2 separate regions of the Homo sapiens genome follow, and region 2 is linked to region 1. The links are chromatin loops, found by intact Hi-C in ENCODE. Cell type or tissue: A673. All regions are shown on one strand. Region 1 has its middle 45 kb from the start of TERB2. Region 2 overlaps SORD (sorbitol dehydrogenase).

Region 1 (2,500 bases):
GGAAATGTTCTAAAATGTTCTTTTGGGAATGATGAGAATGTTCTAAAATCAGACTGTGGCGATGATTGTACAACTCTGTAAATGCTCTAAAAACCATTGAATTGTACACTTTATATGAGTGAATTGTAAGGTCTATGAATTATATCTTAATAAAGCAGTTAAAGGAAAAATGGCTATTCCATTAAACTGGAATAGCAATATGATTTAAGATGCCATTCTATCTATTCATTATTAAACATTGAGGTTAATTTCAGTTTTTCACTCTGCTAAATAATAGTGTAACCAAGCACGCCATTACAAAGAACTTTTTACTAAAGCTGCTATAAATCTAATAAATATGTGATGTCACTAAAGTCACCTACCTCACTTTAAGGTTACAAATCTGTCAATACTTTACAGATGTAAATAAATGGTATCTTCCACACAATTCTCACCCATAGACCAAGGTCAACAGCTTGCCCTTAAACCTCAATTATAATTGGTTTGGCAATAATAGACAAAAATATAGTGACTTAAACAAAACAGAAGTTTGTTTGTCTGTCACATAAGTCTAGAGGTAGGCAGCCCAAGGCTGGGATGGCAGATTTCTACACAATATCCTCAGGATCTCAGGCTCTTTTCAGTCCACTGCTTTGCCAACCCTAGGGTATGGTTCTTGCTCTTATGGACTGAAATGGTAACTACCACATCCTCTAAGTAACAGGCTGAAAGAACACAGAAAGAATGGGAGTGGAAGGAAAGGGAGACAAAGAGTATGTGCCAAGGCCTTTAAGAAAAGTTCCCGGATTCCATTTCTTCTGTATATCCATTGGCTAAACCACTGTGACAGCCATACTTAATTTCAAGTGGAACTGAGAATATATTCTTTATTCTTGGTAGCATGTGCTTAGATAGAAATTAGGGGTTCTGGGGCCAGGTGTGGTAGCTCATGCCCATAATCCCAGCACTTTAGGAGGCTGAGACAGGAGGATTGCCTGAGCCCAGGTGTTTGAGACCAGCCTATAGGCAATATAGTGAGACCCTGTTTCTAGAAAAATATTTAAAAATTAGCCAGGTGTAGTGGTATATGCCTATAGTCCTAGCTACTTGAGAGGCTGAGGTGGGAGGACTGCTTGAATCCAGGAGTTCAAGGTGATTGCACCACTGCACTCCAGCCTGGTGAAACAAGAAAGAAAAGAAAAGGAAAAGAAGAGAGAGGAAGGAAGGAAGGAAGGAAGGAAGGAAGGAAGGAAGGAAGGAAGGAAGGAAGGAAGGAAATTAGGGGTTCTATATCATTATGGAAAAAAGAGAAACAGACATTCAGAAATTAACTGGCAGACTTGGCCAATGACTCATAATGTATCTAATTACAGAAAACACTACCAAAAGCTAGAAAAAAAATCTAGTCACAAAGGATGAAATAACTAAGATGAACTACACACTAAATTAAACAGTTTAGGAAATGACTATGCTTAATACTTGAAAGCATCAGAGAAGACATGCTTTCAAAAGGATGGAGAAATAAAAGTTCTAAAGTGAGGAGAACATTTTTTTCTTTTTTTTTTCTTTTTTTGAGACGGAGTTTCCCTCTGTCTCCAGGCTGGAGTTCAGTGGCACGATCTCGGCTCACTGCAACCTCTGCCTCCCAGGTTCAAAGGATTCTCTGGCCTCAGCCTCCCGAGTAGCTGGGATTATAGGCATTTGCCGCCACGACCAGCTAATTTTTGTATTTTTAGTAGAGACTGGGTTTCACCTTGTTGGCCAGGATGGTCTCAATCTCCTGACTTCGTGATCCACTCACCTTAGCCTCCCAAAGTGCTGGGATTACAGGTATGAGCCACTATGCCTGGCCAGAGAACACTTTTAATAAGGATAGTCAGAGGCATTATCCATCAGCTACATTAAAGCAAGTTTTAAAAAACGGTTACATGAGCAATAATTAAGATCATATTGCTTTTCACTTCCCATTAAAACAATAAACTTAAAATAGTTCAACTTTGCTTATTTTATTTTTTCATATGCTTCTAATTCCTGGAAGGCTTATGTTATCACTGATTTTATTGTGTCTGACAATATTTCAAAGATATAGGTTACATTTTGCTTTACTATATACATTGAAAGATACAATCACTTTGGGAAACAAACCAAAAAAAGTGTTTCATTATAATTTTAAATTTACACATGCATAATATATCAGAAAAATACTGGATACTCTCTTTCAAGAAATTCCAACATACACAACTTGGTGTACATTTACTTAATCCTCTTAGTCATTAATTTAAGATCTACAGACAGGCTTGGTTTCTATACAAGAAACAGTCAATGGTATGTAACTACAATAAAGTATTCAGGAGAAATGCGTTTCAGGGAAAGATAATTAAGATTTAAGGTTTTTGTCTTTTCTGTTTTTTTGTGTAATTTACAAGATCTGAAGGGCTTAACCACAGATGTGAATATAAATAAGGAAAAGTTATCATATGGAAAAAATATAAATTCTCAAATGCTGATGCCAAAAGTAGTG
Region 2 (2,500 bases), 130 kb after region 1:
CATTGTTGAAGTCAGTGAGACCAAGAACCCACCAATTCCGGACACAAAGAGAGGAGTATATATGTGATTAAGATATGTATTTCTGACTTGAAGTGAAATATTCTGGAAAACTCACACAACTATGGTAAAGAAGAATTACTCAATTCCTTTTAGTCCTCTTGTAGTCACTCATTAAAAGATAAGAAATTCGGCCAGGCACAGTGGCTCACGCCTGTAATCCCAGCACTTTGGGAGGCAGAGGCAGGCAGATCAATTGAGGCCAGGAGTTCGAGATCAGCCTGGCCAACATGGTGAAACTCCGTCTCTACCAAAAATAAAAAAAAATTAGCCACGCAGCGTGGCATGCACCTGTAATCCCAGCTACTTGGGAGGCTGAGGTGGGAGGATGGGAGGATCACTTGAGTTCAGGAGGTTGAGGCTGCAGTGAGCCGAGATCGTGCCACTGCACTGTAGCCTGAGTGCAGTGACATCTGACATCAGGGACTGCTGATGAGTTACAAAAAATAAATAAATGAAAGAAATTCGTTTAGGAAACCTTTAATATGATTGAGATGACAAAACCTTTGGGAATGAGAAAAAAAAGAGCTGTGGAGATAAAAGTGAAAGTTCAGGATCTCAGAGAAACTAAGAAACTTTGGTAGATGAGAAATAGGATAAATGGAAGAGTATCTGAGACAGAAAAAGATTAAGCAAACAGAGGATTGTGGCCAACATCATGGCAAGGAAACATGAAAAGCAAGGTTTTGAGCAACCATGCTGTAATAACTTTCTAAAACATTGTAGTCTCCACAGTGTGCTTAGGGCAATATTTACAAACCTACAGGCTGATGTTAAAATGGTTTTGTGCTCAGGTAGCATGTCTCCTACAGAGACAGGAGGCAGGAGACAAGCCTGAGTTGCAAGGGTAATTAGAATCAGCCAGAAAAAGAATGGAAAAAGAAAGTTGGTGTGCAGGGAGAGGAATTTATTTGAACTTCTCCATCAAGCGTGTTCTGCTACAGGCACAGCACAGGCTGTGGGCACAGCACCCTCTCGTGTCTGGGAGAGTCACTGCAGCTTTGCTGTGTGGTACGAGCACAGCTGTTCAGCTCTGTTAACTTGAATAAATATTTACAGTAGTGTTCTCTCTAGTGACCCAGGGCCTATTTGGTGTGCCTGACTGTTGTTCTAAGCTTTAGTCTTACCACCTCTCCACCTCGAAATGGGGCGTTCAGGTCTGGCCAGGCTGGAGGCAAGGCTATGAATTGTATGCTGTGGAACTGTCTTTCAGTGTCTGTGAATTTGCCTACTAGTGCCTTTAGCAGGGAGGGTGGGGTGCTCTCCCATGTTTGAAATAAAGACCTTAGTCTTTAGTTTCAATTTAACCTGCAGTTTAACATTTCACGCAGTATAATGCAGCCATAAAAAAGAATGAGATCATGTCTTTTTCAGGGACATGGATGAAGCTGGAAGCCATCCTTCTCAGCAAACTAACACAGGAACAGAAAACCAAATACCACATGTTCTCACTCATAAGTGGGAGTTGAACAATGAGAATACATGGACACAGGGAGGGGACCATCACACACCAGGGCCTGTCAGGGGGTGGGGGACAAGGGGAGGGAGGGCATTAGGACAAATACCTAATGCATGTGGGGCTTCAAACCTAGGTGACAGGTTGATAGGTGCAGCAAACCAGCATGGCACATGTATACTTATGTAACAAACCTCAGGTTCTGCACATGTATCCCAGAACTTAAAGTAAAAAAAAAAAAAAATCCACGTGGTATAACAGAAGGATCACTTTACACAGCGGTCCCTGATGTCTGATGTGGGACCAGCAACAACTTTGAGGAAGGTTTTGGTGACAATCAGCTATCTTGAGGTGGCTATTTCTAGACTGATTACTTCCTTCCCTCGCATCCTCCCTTCCTTCCTTCCTTCCTTCCTTCCTTCCTTCCTTCCTTCCTTCCTTCCTTCCTTCCTTCCTTCCTTCTGATGTAGCCAGTCTAAATTATTAAAAGATAAAAAGACTCCCTTAAGCCCTTTTGCCCCCATCGGGCTGCTTTGGATGCAGCTCCACCATTTACTGCCTTAGTGTTACCATGGGTGGGTTCCTCAGTCTCATCACATGAAAAAGAGACAATAGTAGGATGTACCATGTAGGGTTTTTCCGAGTATTAAATGAGGTAATGCCTATAAAGCACACAGTACCTGCCACAAAGAAGCCATTGAGCAATGTCAGCTAGGCAGCAATAACATTAAAGCTTTGAGCTTTGTTTCACAGGAGAAGAGGTTCAAATTAGCACTGAACCTCTTCAACAGAAAGGGCTCGTAACTTGACATAAGTGAAAACCTCTGACCTTCCTTGGAAACACTAGTTTGGATAGTGGTTATTTAACAAGTACAAACACTTGAGTTTAGGGACAAGCAGTGTACCTGATGCTAAAGCGATGGAAGGCATGGTCTTTGGCTTCAAGGTATTTATTATCTTGTTAGGAAAAGTAAAAAGCCACTGATC

Evidence for each region. Peaks named below come from ENCODE experiments on the same cell type or tissue, not always from the same donor. Only the 100,000 strongest peaks of a DNase experiment are listed, where the experiment ranks them.
Region 2: it touches region 1 in a loop (14-fold over the local background); 1 of 110 quality-filtered maps calls a loop at or near these places.

The regions. Positions count from the first base shown.
Region 1 is chr15:44,910,071-44,912,570 of GRCh38, forward strand. No RefSeq gene overlaps it. Among named protein-coding and RNA genes, the nearest start is that of TERB2, 45 kb to the right of the region's middle. In A673, no CTCF peak of the experiment used is centred here; DNase peaks (open chromatin) are centred at 851, 1,271 and 2,321; H3K4me3 peaks cover 454 bases; H3K27ac peaks cover 2,500 bases.
Region 2 is chr15:45,036,221-45,038,720 of GRCh38, forward strand. The region is part of intron 1 of SORD (sorbitol dehydrogenase); the gene reads left to right. Among named protein-coding and RNA genes, the nearest start is that of SORD, 14 kb to the left of the region's middle. In A673, a CTCF peak has its summit at 1,045 (motif pointing left); DNase peaks (open chromatin) are centred at 1,031 and 2,051; H3K27ac peaks cover 2,500 bases.